Regions from separate parts of the Homo sapiens genome. Here region 2 is linked to region 1. A link is an interaction called in ENCODE POLR2A ChIA-PET data of the cell type or tissue named here. Cell type or tissue: PC-9. All regions are shown on one strand.

The links. Peaks named below come from ENCODE experiments on the same cell type or tissue, not always from the same donor. Only the 100,000 strongest peaks of a DNase experiment are listed, where the experiment ranks them.
Region 2: POLR2A ChIA-PET joins it to region 1 with 17 read pairs; 4 of 35 experiments call an interaction of 5 or more read pairs at or near these places.

What each region holds. Positions count from the first base shown.
Region 1 is chr11:457,127-465,126 of GRCh38, forward strand. It overlaps PTDSS2 (phosphatidylserine synthase 2), which reads left to right. Exons shown (of 12, transcript NM_030783.3): 2 at 3,061-3,162. Among named protein-coding and RNA genes, the nearest start is that of PTDSS2, 11 kb to the left of the region's middle. RefSeq lists a silencer at 3,536-3,719, an enhancer at 3,554-3,723 and a cis regulatory region at 3,639. In PC-9, no CTCF peak of the experiment used is centred here; a DNase peak (open chromatin) is centred at 3,695; H3K27ac peaks cover 1,085 bases.
Region 2 is chr11:815,577-823,576 of GRCh38, forward strand. It overlaps PNPLA2 (patatin like domain 2, triacylglycerol lipase), which reads left to right and starts at 3,338. Exons shown (of 10, transcript NM_020376.4): 1 at 3,338-3,382; 2 at 3,998-4,329; 3 at 6,052-6,284; 4 at 6,382-6,447; 5 at 6,821-7,030; 6 at 7,951-8,000. The coding sequence starts at 4,143. RefSeq lists enhancers at 3,093-3,387, 4,923-4,972 and a silencer at 3,583-4,472. In PC-9, no CTCF peak of the experiment used is centred here; DNase peaks (open chromatin) are centred at 3,265, 3,925, 4,605 and 5,815; H3K4me3 peaks cover 3,319 bases; H3K27ac peaks cover 2,681 bases.

The sequences.
Region 1 (8,000 bases):
CACAAAAAATACAGAAAGTTCCAGCCTGGAGCCTCCACCTGCAGTCCTGCAGCTCCACCCTGGCTCTTCATGAAATCGGCTAAGTCCAGGTGTGGGTGCGTTCAGTGCAGCACCCACGTGCAGGTGACACGCCCATGCACCGCCACAACCACGCTCACACCAGAACATTCCATCATCCGGAAGGCCCGTGTCTCCGCTCCAGTCTGCTTTTCGTGGATGCAAACTCATTTCCTTGAGTCGTGTGTGGGTGACAGCAGATGGGAGGTTTCTTTTGTGCCTGGCGTCTGTAGCGTGTTTTTCTTTTTCTTTTTTTATCTTTTGAGACGGGATCTCACGATGTTCATGATGTTGCCCCGGCTGGTCTTGAGCTCCTGGCCCAAAACAGTCCTCCTGCCTGGGCCTCCCAAGGGGCGTGTCTTTGAGATCTATCCACGTTGAGGTCGTTGCCAGCAGCACATTCCTCTGAGTGCTGAGCCATGCTCCGCTGGTCGGAGGGACCACAGTGTTTCCTCCACTGATAGAGTTTTGGTTTGTTTCCCGTTTTAGGTTATTATACCTGAAACATCTGCATGTAAGTCTTTGACTGGACCTGTGTTTTCATCTGTCTCAGGCCCACGTTTGGGAGTGTGTCTTTGACTGGACCTGTGTTTTCATCTGTCTCAGGCCCACGTTTGGGAGTATGTGGCTGGCTGGATAGCAGACGTAGCATAGGCCTCACTTTTCTGTGCCGTTTTGCAGTCCCACCTGCAGTGCGTGAGCATCTTGCTCCGAGACCTCACCAGCACTCTGCATTGTGATGTTCTTAATTTCAGCCGTTCCAGCAGATGTGCACTGATGCTGTGTCGTGGCTTGGATTTGTGATGCTTTTAATTTCAGCCGTTCCAGCGGATGTGTACTGATGTGTCCTGGCTTGGATTTGCTTTCACGGTGACCAGTGCTGCTCCTCGTTTGTTCATGTGCTTATTGGCCATTTGTATGTTTTCCTTGTGAAGTGTCTGTTCAATTTTTTGCCTATTTTTTCATTAAATTGTTTATTGAGCTGTATGAGTTCTTTATAAATTCTGGATAAAAAGTATTTTTTTTCTTTTTTTTTTTTGAGATTGAGTCTCGCTCTGTCGCCCAGGCTGGAGTGCAGTGGCGCGATCTCGGCTCACTGCAGGCTCCGCCTCCCGGGTTCACGCCATTCTCCTGCCTCAGCCTCCCGAGTAGCTGGGACTACAGGCGCCCACCCACCACACCCGGCTAATTTTTTGTATTTTTAGTAGAGATGGGGTTTCACCGTGTTAGCCAGGATGGTCTCGATCTCCTGACCTCGTGATCCGCCCGCCTCGGCCTCCCAAAGTGCTGGGATTATAGGCGTGAGCCACCGCGCCTGGCCTGATTTTTTTTTTTTTTTTTTTTTTTGAGACAGATCTTGCTCTGTCTCCCAGGCTAGAGTGCAGTGGCACAATCATCCTAGCGCACTGCAGCCTCAACCTGGGCTTAAGCGAATCTGCCACCTCCCGAGTAGCTGGGACTACAGGTGCCTGCCACCACGCCTGGCTAATTTTTTATAGAGATGGGGTCTCACTGTGTTACCCAGTCTGGTCCTGAACGCCTGGGCTCAAGCAATCCTCTTGTCTCAGCCTCCCAAAGCGTTGGGACTACAGACGCGTGCAGCCTACAAAGTTTTATCAGATATATGTATTGTGAATATTTTCTCCCAGTTTGTGACTTGCCTTTTCATTTCTTTAGGGCACAAATAGTTTACATTTCATGGAGGCAAGTCCTGGGCAACATGCTTTAAGTGCATTGTTCACTTAATTTTCATGATGTCCTTGGAAGTCAGAAGCTTCCCCATTTAGATATGAGGAAACTGAGGCACGGAGGGGTGCATCATCTCTCCAAGGACACACTCCAGTGGATGTAGGACCTGGGTTAGACGTGAGGACACACTCCGGTGAATGTAGGACCTGGGTTAGACGTGAGGGGACACTCCGGTGGATGTCGGACCTGGGTTAGACGTGAGGACACACTCCGGTGGATGTCGGACCTGGGTTAGACGTGAGGACACACTCCGGTGGATGTCGGACCTGGGTTAGACGTGAGGACACACTCCGGTGGATGTCGGACCTGGGTTAGACGTGAGGACACACTCCGGTGGATGTCGGACCTGGGTTAGACGTGAGGACACACTCCGGTGGATGTCGGACCTGGGTTAGACGTGAGGACACACTCCGGTGGATGTAGGACCTGGGTTAGACGTGAGGACACACTCTGGTGGATGTAGGACCTGGGTTAGACATGAGGAAACTGAGGCACAGAGGGGTGCATCATCTCTCCGAGGACACACTCCGATGGATGTAGGAACTAGGTCTCTGCCTCCATTTGCAGATGGTCATGCAGAGGGGGTCTCAGGCGAGTGTCTGGCACAGGCAGTGGCTGGGGTCTGGTGGCCCCCAGTTCTGATACTAGGCTGGTTGTGGGCTTTTCCACCAGCGATGGGACAGGACAAGACTGCAAAGGGAGCGCCCTGCCTCCTCCTCCCACGTCTGGGCTCTGACAGGCCAGAGGACGGGCAGACCCACGGCTCGTGGCTCACTCCAGCTAGCAGCGGTCACTCTGCAGGCCTCTGCTCAGGCCCCTTCTCAGCTCTTGGTGTCTTGGGCTGCTGCACTGAATCTCAGATGTTATTTCATGAACCCAAAGAGTTGTTGTCTCGGCTTGTCTTGCGCAGTGAAAAGCGCGTGTTTTACGTGTCCAGTTGCTCTTAATAGCAGATACCTGCCCTGGACGCCAGTGGCAGCATGTGCCCTCTGAGCAGCGGCCTTCAGCTTCCCAGGAACACGGGGCTCTTCCTGTCCAGCCTCCTGGGGGCTGGTCTCAGCCCTGACTGGCCAGCAGACGCAGGGTCATCTCGGAGTTACCCAGCTAGGGACTCGCAGCCAGTTGCTGGTTGGGAGTTGGAGAGTGGAGTTTAAGCCCTCTCCTTGACGTAGAGAGGATTTGGGGCCTGTTACGTGAGTATTTAGCAATGCTGCCCAAGCTCTGACACCATGCTTATGCGTTTTTGGATTTCAGGCGAGCCCACACCTTAACCGTGCTCTTCATCCTCACCTGTACGCTTGGCTATGTGACGCTGCTGGAGGAAACACCTCAGGACACGGCCTACAACACCAAGAGGTAAGCTGCCCTCTTGTCCTGCCTTCTGAAACTGCCCTGTGCCCCGTGTGGTGGGTGTGGCACCCTTACTGCTCGGGCTGCCGGGGGCTCAGAAGGCCTTCACCAGAGGGCTGCGTGGGGCCGCCGGCCTCTCCCTTGAGTGTGTCTGATGTGCAGACTCCAGGGCTGCCCTTGGTGCTGCGTGGCGTTCCCGGTCAGCCCCCGTCGCCTGTCACTGGGAGCCAGGAGTCTGTGTCATCTCCACGTGACCGGCAGCCTGTGCTGCGTTTCCTCTGAGTTTTGCATGTTGAGGTTGGAACGAGCTGCAGCAGCTACAGGGCTGAGCCCTTGAGTTTGGGCGTCTCCGGGGGTGAGGTTCCTGCGGTGGCCGCGTGCTGGTTCCGTTAGCCAGCGGGGCTCTTGCACGGACAGGGGCCGACACGGACCGCAGACCATCTGGTCAGCAGCCAAGCGAGTAAACTCGTCTTCTCAGGTTTATCTCCACAGGCAGGCAGGCTAGACCTTGGGTGTGTCCTCTGCCTGAATTCCATGGATTCTGACGCCAGTCTCAGAAGTGCGTGTGGAAGAGAAGCTGGTTTTAGAGCCTGTGAATCAGTCTTGAGTTTTCTGTGCCTGACTCTCCTCTCGCGTTGCTCTTCCGACGCGCGCACAGGGTGTGTCTGCCCAGGGCTGCCTCCTGCCCAGCAAGGCTGCTGACACCATCAGGGCCTGGCCCCACTTGCTCCGGCGGGATGGTGGGAGGAAGCCGGAGCAGGGTCTGAGACCAGCAGCAGGATGGGGACAGAGGTGGAAGGAGGCATTGGAGGCCTGTTGGTGTCGGGGCCACAAGTTGGCTCTGGTTGGCGGGAGCCCTGGGGTTTGTAGGACTTAGCTGTCCCTACAGCTCTTGGGCCAGCACTTCATTTTGTAAAGCAAGAGTCTCGCTATCTTCGTGACTGTTGGGTGGGGTGATGGGTGGGCATGGTGTGAACGTCATCACGCTTGCACGGGCGTTGGTGGCCCTGTTTGCCCACTGATTTGACACCAGCCCTGTGGGCTCTAGAACACAAGCATGCCCAGTGCCCTGTCTGTAGGGGAGCGGATGCTTTAGAATCACGCACAGCAGACCTCATAACTGAGTCCATCTCCCTGGGGGCAGTGGGGCATTTCTGGTTAGAAATTACTGTTGAGGTGCCTGGACCCAGGACTCTGCAGCCTGCTCCCCAGATGAGCTCACCCTCCATCCTCACCTGGGAGGCGCAGGTGGCCTCTCCTGTCCTGGTCTCCCTACCCTGCTCCTGGCTGCATGCTCTGTGGGTTCTCTCCCACCTTGCTGTCATCCCTCTCCCAGTCAGCTTTGCTGGCCCTTCCCCCTTTTTCTGAGCCTGAGGTGCCAGCTTGCTCCCAGGCCTGGCCTGGCCAGTGCCTCCCGTGCTCCAGGCCCAGCTCGCTCCTTCTCCCTTTCTTAGGCAGTCCCAGCGGGGGTCACGTGCAGAACCTGCAGGCCCGGTGTGCACTGTGTAACTAGGCTCCAGAAATAGATGAGGGAGCATGTGCCGTGCCTGGGGCCCCTGTGGAGGGGCCACCTGGGGACGCTGGACCTGTGGCTCTGGAGGCAGTGAGGCAGTGGGCAGGAGCCCCGTGTGTGCCTAGAGGGAGCTTTCAAGGAGGACTTGGTCTTTCTTGAATTCATCCATCAGCACCTGGCTAGGAGGGTCTGTGGCATCTGCCGGGCACAGCAGGGTAGGTGGATTAGGAAGCAGGACCGGGTCTCACCTCAAGTGTCCCACATGGCAAGAATTGTCAAGAGCAGGAGTGCAGGGGGTGTCTTGGGAGCACTCCCCGAAAGCATTCACCAGGCCCCCACCAGGCGCATCACAAAGCCTCACCACCCCAAGCCAGGCCCTGCCCTCCCAGGCCTGGTTCCTATGGGAAGCACTAGGTGACCCAGACCCAGAGGGGCCAGGAGCTTAGACCCCTGAGGGGGCAGCAGTGGTGGGCACGTCCCCCACTTCACCCAGCACTGGCCTCTCCTGAGTGGCCCCCGACGTGAGAGGCTGGGTTCTGCCATCCTGTCCTCTCCAGCAGGGAGCCCCTGCGTGTGTTCATTGAGAGGGGCCAGGAGACGGGAATTCACGGGGCCCTGGGCACTCTTCTCTGAGGTTCTGTTCTGGGGACACTAAACGCGCTCCCAACTCACATTCTCTTTCCCCCTCACCCTCTTTGAGGGCACAAAAGAAGCCACCTGTCCTTCTCTGCTGCTGGCACCTAGAACCTGCTCTGGGCTCCTTCCTGGAAGGCTCGGCTGCCCCAGGTCACCCTGGCACTGACCGTGGCTCTGTGGCTCCTTCCAGTGAAATTGCCGTGGTGCACCTGTCCTGAGTCCATTCTCATGGCCTGGACCCGCACTGCTGCACACCAGAAGCCCAGCTCCTGGGCAGCCACCCTACCTGCCCCTACGCAGGGTGTCCACACAGAGGGTGTCCGCACACAGGGTGCCCACACACAGGGTGTCCCCACACAGGGTGTCCAGAAGGCTGTGGGGGCTGGTTTACTTTTAATACTAGAATTATCTGATGTCCTCAAGGGTAGATTTTCTTATATAGAAAATACCTTCTAGGCCAGGCGCGGTGGCTCACGCCTGTCATCCCAGCACTTTGGGAGGCTGAGGCGGGCAGATCACGAGGTCAAGAGATCGAGACCAACCTAACCAACATGGTGAAATCCTGTCTCTACTAAAAATACAAAAATTAGCCGGGCGCGGTGGCTCATGCCTGTAGTCCCAGCTACTCGGGAGGCTGAGGCAGGACAATCGCATGAACCTAGGAGGTAGAGCTTGCAGTGAGCTGAGATCGCACTACTGCACTCCACCTGCCGAAAAAGCGAGACTCCGTCTCAAAAAAAAAAAAAGAAAAGAAAAGAAAATACCTTCTAGAAATTAGGCTTAATTTTATTTTTTATTTATTTTATTTTTTTTTGAGATGGAGTCTCGCTCTGTACCCCAGGCTGGAGTGCAGTGGTGTGATCTCGGCTCACCGCAAGCTCCGTCTCCCGGGTTCACGCCATTCTCCTGCCTCAGCCTCCCGAGTAGCTGGGAATACAGGGCCCACCACCATGCCCAGACAGTTTTTGTATTTTTAGTGGAGACGGGGTTTCACCGTGTTAGCCAGGTTGGAATTTTTTTTTTTTTTTTGGTCAATGTTGACCAGGTTGGCCTCGAACGTGTAGCCTCGCCTCCCCAAGCGCCAGAACAAACAGCCTGAGCCACTGCAGCTCCCAGCCTTATTTTTTTGTTTTCAGACAGACTCTCGCTCTGTTGTCCAGGCTGGAGTGCAGTGGCACAATCCTGGTTCGCTGCAGGCTCCACCTCCCGGGTTCCCGCCATTCTCCTGCCTCAGCCTCCCGAGTAGCTGGGACTACAGGTGCCCGCCACCATGCCCGGTTAATTTTTTGTATTTTTAGTAGAGACGGGGTTTCACCGTGTTAGCCAGGATGGTCTCGATCTCCTGACTTCGTGATCCGCCCGCCTCAGCCTCCCAAAGTGCTGGGATTACAGGCATGAGCCACCATGCCTGGCCAGCCTTATTTTTAAAAATTAATATTTATGTTATTAAAGTTAAAAAGTTATAAAACTAGTGTGTCTTTATTCAGCTTGCTGTCATTGTTCTTTTTATGGATCTAACAGGTTCCCCACCTTAGGGGATGATTTTCTTTTTCTTTTTTTTTTCTTTTTTTGGAGACAGGGTCGTGCTCTGTTGCCCAGGCTGGAGTGCAGTGGCGTGATGGCCCACTGCAACCTTCACCTCCCAGGTTCAATCAGTTCTTGTGCCTCATCCTCTGTGGTAGCTGGGACTATAGCCGTGCACCGCCACGCCCCACTAATTTTTTTATATTTTGGTAGAGACAGGTTTCACCATGTTGCCCAGGCTGGTTTTGAACTCCTGAGCACAGACAGTACACCCGCCTCAGCCTCCCAAATTGCTAGGATTACAGGCGTGAGCCACTGCGCCCGGCCCCGTTTTGCTTTTCTTGAGTCAACGTTATTGACCTATAATTTACTATAATCTGTGTCTGATTCACGCGTACGGCTGATGAGTTTTAACAGACTCAGAGCCCCGTGTGCCCACCACTGCATGGGGGTGCGAAAGTGTTCACTGTTCCCTGCGCTCAGAGTGCCTCACCCCGGCTCGGGCAGTGCGGAGGCATCTCCCCTGCGCTCAGAGTGCCTCACCCCGGCTCGGGCAGTGCCAGTGCATCTGCCTGGGTGAGAGCAGGGTCTGTGCTGCCGGCCCCGGCTTCCTGTGAACGCAGTTGCTCCTCCGGCCTGGCCTCTCCCGCTGGAGGGCAGCTTCGCGGCATCCTTGCTGTGCCTGCCGGTGGGCTCACTGGGGAGCTTCCGTTGCGTGGACACGGCACCGTTCACTGATCTGCCTGTATGGGGGTGACCCTGGGGGAGAGTCCAGCTTTCCTCACCAGTCCATTACATTTTTATCCCATTTTAAACTTAGTAAATTAAACCTCTTCACACATTTTACTCAATAAAATACATGTAACATATATAAATGTAATACACTTAAAATATAAATATCCTTACTTGTAATACATATAAAACATAATGCATATAAATATACTCACAGTGCTGAAGAATAACAAAGTTGGACACAGAAACTACACAATTTCAAGACTTCCTGTCAAAAATGCACCGAAATACCGAGCCCAGAAACAGGCGCGCACGACTGCAGGCAGCCGATCCTTGACAAAGGAACAAAGGCAAGTCCATGGCGAAGGGATGGCCTTTTCAACACTGGCGCTAGAGCAACAGAACATCCACGTGCAAATCTAGACACAGACCTGACACT
Region 2 (8,000 bases), 360 kb after region 1:
AGGCTGGTCTCAAACTCTTGGCTCAGGCAACCCACCTGCTTTGGCCTCCCAAAGTGCTGGGATTACAGGTGTGAGCCACCGTGCCCGGCCTTAATAATATTTTTAAAAAAACCTTTTTGGATGCCCGTAAAAGCAGAGATTAGGGTGGGAGTAAAGCCAGGTGAGGAGTGGAGGAGGCCGGAACCTGGGTAGTAGGGGTGGGGCAGCAGATGGAGGAGGAAGCAAAGAGAAATGACCCCAGCAGGGTACAGCTAAGGAGTGCAGGGAGCAGTGCTCACTACAACGGGGCAGGGGTGAGGCGGGGGCTGGGGATCGCCCAGGCTCAGGGAGCAGTGCTCCCTACAAGGAGGCAGGGGTAAGGTTGGTGCTGGGGATGGCCCAGGCTCAGGGAAGGGGCCCACAGCAGGAGTGGACCTAGGCTTCAGGGTGCAGACCTCACAATTCCAGCCTTGGACCCTGAAGGGAGGGGGCCTGTGTCGCCTGGAGTTCACCATGATAGGGGGACGTCACACCACCTGGGTTTCTCATTGAGCTGCCCCTTGGAGCTTGTCCTGATGGTGGGGTGCTCCCAGCCCTTGCCAGGATTCTGGGAAGGACCGCCCAGTTCCTGGCTCCTGAGCCTCCCAGGGGCCTGGAGGGAGGAACATGTACCCAAAACAGCCTGACCCAGCTGTGGAAATGGGAGCAGAGGTCTCCCTTCACTGGGGCAGCACCATCCATCAAGGCGACAGTCCCTCAGATGGGGCTAAGGCCCGAACCCTGGCCTTTCCCTTGGAGCAGGTTGAGGGAAGGACCCTAAGTCCCTGGCTTCCCCATCAGTGGTTGCCCTGACGAGCCCCTGGACTTCCATCCCTACTTTGCCGTACCCTGAACCATGCTGTCTCCAACAGCATCGCTGGAATCCAGTCACAGAGAGCTCCTGACACCTCAGGAATGGACCTGGCCCCGCCCTCCATACCCTGGCCCTCCCTCCCCAATCCCATGGTGCATTTGCTGCAGGGTACCTCCATCCAAACACGTGGGAGAAGAGGCCCCACATGCGCAGAATAGAAGAGTCTTGTTTTGTTTTTGAGACAGGGTCTCACTCTGTCACCCAGGCTGACGTGCAGAGGCGCAATCATGGCTCACCCCCACCCAGCCCAGACTCAGTCCATCCTCCAACCGCAGCCTCCTGAGTCGCTGAGACTATAGGTGCGCGCACCACAGCTGGCTTAGTTTTTATTTATTTGTTTATTTTACTTTTTATTTTAAAAATATTTTTATTATTTTATTTTATTTATTTATTGTTTTTGAGACGGAGTCTTGCTCTGTCACCCAGGCTGGAGCACAGTGGTGTGATATCGGCTCACTGCAAGCTCCGCCTCCCAGGTTCACACCATTCTCCTGCCTCAGCCTCGCAAGTAGCTGGGACTACAGGTGCCTGCCACCACGCACCCAGCTAATTTTTTTGTATTTTTAGTAGAGATGGGGTTTCACCGTATTAGCCAGGATGGTCTCAATCTCCTGATCTTGTGATCTGCCCGCCTTGGCCTCCCAAAGTGCTGGGATTACAGGAGTGAGCCACTGTACCCGGCATTTTTATTATTTATTTATTATTATTTTTGAGACAGAGTTTCACTCTGTCGCCCAGGCTGGAGTGCAGTGCGGCGATCTGGGCTCACTGCAAGCTCCGCCTCCCGAGTTCACACCATTCTCCTGTCTCAGCCTCCGGAGTAGCTGGGATTACAGGCGCCCACCACCACACCTGGCTATTTTTTTTTTTTGTATTTTTAGTAGAGACAGGGTTTCACCATGGTAGCCAGGATGGTCTCGATCTCCTGACCTCGTGATCCACTCACCTCAACCTCCCAAAGTGCTGGGATTACAGGTGTGAGCCACTGTGCCTGGCCTATTTTTAAATTTTTTGTAGGGATGGAATCAAGCTATGTTGCCTAGGCTGGTCTCAAACTTCTGGACTCAAGCAATCCCCCCACCTTGGCCTCCCAGAGTGCTGGGATTATAGGTGTGAACCACTGTGCCCAGCCTAGAAGGAGTCGCTTTAAGTCAGGTATGGTCACGTCCTCCCTGCTTGACCCTCTCCCATGGCTGGGCTTCAGCTACTCTCTCCCCTCACTCCCCGACAATCTTCGCCTGTCCTGGTCGGCTGCCTGGGTCTGCTCATTTACCCTTCAAAATTCAACTCAGCATCACTTCCCACAGGGAAGCCCTCCAGAACCCCTTAGGTGCCCCACACGTGGTTACCTACCTCCTCTCACTCATTTTTCTTTTTTCTTTTTTTTTTTTTTTTTGAGAAGAAGTCATGCTCTGTCACCTGGCCAGGCTGGAGTGCAGTGGCACAATCTCAGTTCACTGCAACCTCTGCCTCCCGGGTTCAAGTGACTCTCTTGCCTCAGCCTCCCGAGTAGCTAGGACTACATGCGTGCACTACCACACCTGGCAAATTTTTGTATTTTCAGTAGAGACAGGGTTTTGCCATGTTGGCCTGGCTGGTCTCAAACTCCTGACCTCAGGTGATCTGCCCTCCTCGGCCTCCCAAAGTGCTGGGATTACAGGCATGGGCCACTGTGCCCGGCCTCTTTTTAGGACGGAGCCTCGCTCTGCCCCCCAGGCTGGAGTGCAGTGGTGCGATCTCAGCTCACTGCAACCTCCGCCTCCCAGGTTCAAGTGATTCTCCTGCCTCAGCCTCCCGAGTAGCTGGGATTACAGGCGTGTGCCACCCTGACCGGCTAATTTTTGTATTTTTGGTAGAGACAGCGTTTCACCAGCCAGGCGGTCTCAAACTCCCGACTTTCTGTGATCCGCCCGTCTTGGCCTCCCCAAGTGCTGGGATTACAGGTGTGAGCTTCCACACCCGGCCTCCTCTCATTTTGAGCTTATGTAAATGCCTACCGGCCCCCAGTAGGGCTGGGGCAGGGTTGACTTTCCAGTGCTGTCTGGGATGGCTGGGAGCAAAGAGGCTGAGGACTGGGCAGCATCCCCCTAGATGGCCCCATCCTGTTCTGGCCCTGTTCTGGCTTCCCTAACTCAGCTTGGGTTGGGGGCAGCCCCAAGCCCCATCCCAGACCCTCTGCAGCTCTGGCAACAGCTAGGTCCAGAGATGACCTCAGCCTGGGGAGCCAGTGTTCCTGGGGAGACAGAATCTCATTGCCTCCCACCCCAACCTGAGAAAGCCTCTCGTTTGGGGGTGGGGTGAGGTTCAGGGAGGGATCCTGGATCTACTCCAAGCCCTGTTTGCTCCACTGACCAGGAGAAAAATGCGGAAAAGGGGTGAAAGGGTGACATCACCCAGGATTGCTCCACCTCTGGGGCAATTATCGGGAGCAGGGCGGCCCCAGTCAGACGCAGGCAGCCCCAAAGCCTGAACAGGCAGGGCCAGACCCAGGTAAGAAGCCAAGGTCCGGAAGGGTCGCGGGCGCGGGGCAGGGCTGAGGCCCCACGTCAGGTCGCGTGGGTCTGCGGAGCTGGGGTCCCCCACGAAGGGTTTGCGGGACTCGCATCCGGCCTTGGCCTTGGATGTTTATGGGTCTGTCTGTGGGTGAGCCTGTGGGTCCCGGGGCTCCCGAGGCCTGTGCGGCTTTCAGGTCTGGGGGTGCTGCCGGTGCGCCTCTGTCCAGGGACCAGCTCCTCTGTCCCGGGTGGGTGTGGGAGGCGGACCCGGTGGGGAGGGGCGGTGGCTGCCCTGAAACCAGAGCTCCCTCTCGCCGGTACCCAGGTCTGTGTGAGGCTTCCGGCCCCCAGGCTCGGGCCTGCGCCCAGCCCACCCTACACCCCTAGGCGTGTGCCCCCAGCCGTGCCCAGCAGGGGCGGAGGGAGGGCAGAAGCTTTCTCCGGGCGGCAGCGGAGGGCGGGGCTCCAGCGCGGGGGGCCGGGTCAAGGACGGGGGCGGGTCCCGAGGGCACGGCCGTTCCCTGCGCGCCCCGATTGGTCTTCGTGTGCCGGCCCCGCCCCCGCCGTGAGTCCCACACTTAAAAGCGCCGCCTCCGCGCCGCCCGCGTAGCTTCTTCGCCTCCGCCAGCGGGGACCCCGAGCTAGAGCCGCAGCGGGACCTGCCCGGCCCCCGGCTCCAGCGAGCGAGCGGCGAGCAGGCGGCTCACAGAGGCCTGGCCGCCCACGGAACCCGGGGCCCGGCGGCCGCCGCCGCGATGTTTCCCCGCGAGAAGACGTGGAACATCTCGTTCGCGGGCTGCGGCTTCCTCGGCGTCTACTACGTCGGCGTGGCCTCCTGCCTCCGCGAGCACGCGCCCTTCCTGGTGGCCAACGCCACGCACATCTACGGCGCCTCGGCCGGGGCGCTCACGGCCACGGCGCTGGTCACCGGGGTCTGCCTGGGTGAGCGGGGCCGGGGGCGGCAGGCGGGGGGCTGGCGGGAAGGCCGTGCGGGGCCGGGGGATGGTCTCCGTGAGCGGAGGGGCCCCGCGGCGAGTCGGTGGGTACCGTGGGGAGGGTTCCGGTCCGCGCCTGGGGAACCCGGCGAGGATCCAATCCGGGTCGCTGGCCTGGGGGCGGGGCCTGGTTTGTTTTGCTCCGAGGGTGCCCGGGGCCCGCCTGTCTGGCGCAAAGGTTTGGGGGCGGGCAGGTGCAGCAAAAGCTGCTTAATTGGACAGAAAAAGTAACTCGTGGGCGGGACCGTGAGAATCCGAGGAGGGACCTAAGTCACCCCGTGGCCCTGGATATTACAACCGGTGCCAGCGATCGGTCACAGTGTCCTGGGCTTCCGCAGTTGCAGGCTGCTATCAGGGGGCCTGGCATGGGGGTAGCCTCTTGAGAGGCGTCTGGGAACCGTGACCTGGTCCTTCCCAAGGGCCCGGAGGAGGAGCCCCGCTGAGGTCAGGGCTGGGCGCGAAGGGGCTCTCCTGCCCTCTCCTTGCACACGGTGCCCTGTGGCCTGGCTCCCCGCTGCGGCCCACCGCGTTTGCACACTTCATGGGTGAGGGTGCTTCTGGGCTCTGGTGCCTGGGTCAGGAGTGGATGGGTCTCTGTGTGCTGGGCTGGCCTCGGCTCGCACCATCGGCTGCCATGAGGGAGTGATGTTTACAGCACACGACTTCAGGAGCCTGTGAGGACACCCAAGATGACAGGGGCACTCTGCTCAGCAGGAGCCTGTCCGGGGCTCACCCCTGCCCTCTTCCTCTGAACTTTGTCCTGGGAGGGAGGGGGCTGGACCACAGAAGTGAACCTCTCAGGTCCCAATAACTAGAGCTATTATTGGGAACAGCCCCCTCCAGCCCCCTCCCTCTCATGGAGGCCTTCAGACAAGCGCCTCAGTCGGCCCCCTGGCTTCAAGATACATCAAGGTCCCTGCTACCCGAGCCAAGGACACCTCTCCCACAGTGCTTCCCCACCCTGCTCCCAACAAGACTCCTTCTCACGGGTGGTCTTGCACAGCTGGAGCCCATAGTGCAGCAGGTGCTGGCTGAAGAGCCCCTGGCTCCACACTGCCCCACTCCTGACCAGGGTGATGCACTGGAGGAGGGCTTGGACCTCAGCTCCTCCCTCAGTGCTCCCGACCACTTCCAGGGACTATCCCCAAGCTGGCCAGCACTCCTGCGCCCCAAGAGGAGTGTTTGGGGTGCTTCCTCTTGGCTGCAGTGGGACACAGGTGTGCCTTCCTAGGAACTGGGCCCTGACTACTTCCAGCCCAACACTCCCGGGCCTGTGAACTGTGACCTGTGTGCCGGGATGGGTTTTGTGGGTCTGCCCCATCCCCGCACTGCTGGATCTGGCCAAGTGGGTGAAGGCTAAGGCCGGTCAGAGTTGAGTTTCTGCCTTGTCCCCTCTCCTGGGCTAGATGCCACACCAGGCCCAGTGACTCATAGGGCAGGCAGTTGGGAAATACCAGGCAGAGGGCAGGTCCTGGTCTCAGCTGGCCAGCCTCTGCTGTCTGCCATCCCAGGGGAGGTGGCCAAAGTCCCAACTGTGAGCCAGGCCCCACATTCACTGGGCCTCCTCCAGGGTCTGTATGCCATGGAACCCTGGACATGGGGCTATGAAGGAAGGTGGGTGTTGCTAAGCCCAGGAGCATGGGCCCCTAACCTTGGCCCTGTGCCCCAGGTGAGGCTGGTGCCAAGTTCATTGAGGTATCTAAAGAGGCCCGGAAGCGGTTCCTGGGCCCCCTGCACCCCTCCTTCAACCTGGTAAAGATCATCCGCAGTTTCCTGCTGAAGGTCCTGCCTGCTGATAGCCATGAGCATGCCAGTGGGCGCCTGGGCATCTCCCTGACCCGCGTGTCAGACGGCGAGAATGTCATTATATCCCACTTCAACTCCAAGGACGAGCTCATCCAGGTGGGGCCTGGTGGAGCCATGCTGGGTGGCGGTGGGGGGGGCAGTGGGAACCTCAAGGCCTCTGCTCATTCTCTCCCACTCTGTCCCTGCCCTGAAGGCCAATGTCTGCAGCGGTTTCATCCCCGTGTACTGTGGGCTCATCCCTCCCTCCCTCCAGGGGGTGGTGAGTATTCCTAGCCCTGGACACCTTCTATGGGGTGGGCCGTGGGATGAGGGACAGAGGAGGAGGCCGCCTAGAGCCATCCTTCAGGCCCTTGCTCTGCCACCGCCTGTTACCCACTTCCCCTGTGTTACTCAAGAAACAGCTGTGGCAACGCACGCTTCCTGGCCCCCCATCCCTTCCTCCGTCCCTGCCCTCCCCCGTCTACCATCTGCTCAGTGCCCAGGCTGGCCCACAGCCAGTGCCCAGTGGGTAAAACGCTCAAATGAGGTAGCCACTGAATGGGGCCCTTGGTGGCCGGGTGGGGTGGCTGGGGTGGGTGGCCAGTGCAGCCACAGGCCCTCACATACGGTCCTGTCTGTGTGTCCCGTGGAAGCGCTACGTGGATGGTGGCATTTCAGACAACCTGCCACTCTATGAGCTTAAGAACACCATCACAGTGTCCCCCTTCTCGGGCGAGAGTGACATCTGTCCGCAGGACAGCTCCACCAACATCCACGAGCTGCGGGTCACCAACACCAGCATCCAGTTCAACCTGCGCAACCTCTACCGCCTCTCCAAGGCCCTCTTCCCGCCGGAGCCCCTGGTGAGCTCTGCTCCGAGGACTGTGGCCTTCCCAGCCACTCCTCACTGGGCACCAAGGGAGAACACTGATCCTTTGACTTCTGAGTGCCCAGGGTAGGGTGGTGGGAGCCTCTTCTGAGGGCTGGGGAAAGCGCACAACCTTTCTAGGGGCAGATGGCCCATCCAACCTCTCTGTCTAGCTGCTCTGTCCAGGCTCCCTGTCCAGTCTCTCTCTCTTTTTTTTTTTTTTTTTTGTTTGAGACGGAGTCTCGCTCTGTTGCCAAGGCTGGAGTGCAGTGGCAGGATCTCAGCTCACTGCAACCTCTGCCTCCAAGGTTCAAGCTATTCTCCTGCCTCAGCCTCCCCATTAGCTGGGATTACAGGCGCCTGCCACCATGCCTGGCTACTTTTTGTATTTTTAGTAAAGAAATAGGGTTTCACCATGTTGGCCAGGCTGGCCTCAAACTATTTTATTTTTTTATTTTTTTTTTGAGATGAAGTCTCACACTGTCACCCAGGCTGGAGTGCAGTGGCTGGATCTCCTCTCACTGCAAGCTCCACCTCCCGGGTTCCTGCCATTCTCCTGCCTCAGCCTCCCCAGTAGCTGGGACTACAGGTGCCCACCACCACGCCTGGCTAATTTTTTGTATTTTTAGTAGAGACGGGGTTTCACCGTGTTAGCCAGGATGGTCTTGATCTCCTGACCTCGTCATCCGCCTGCCTCAGCCTCCCAAAGTGCTGGGGTTACAGGTGTAAGCCACTGCGCCCGGCTTTCTGTCCAACCTCCCTGTACAGCTTTGATCTTGTTCTGGATCTAGGATAGGTTTTGGGGTTGGGAGCTGCGGGTAGTGAAGGGAGGTGGCTGTTGGGGGTGCCAGGGATTCCAGGGGCAGAACGGGCATCCCTGGCTCCCTCCGCTCCATTTAACCCTCCTCACTGCAGGTGCTGCGAGAGATGTGCAAGCAGGGATACCGGGATGGCCTGCGCTTTCT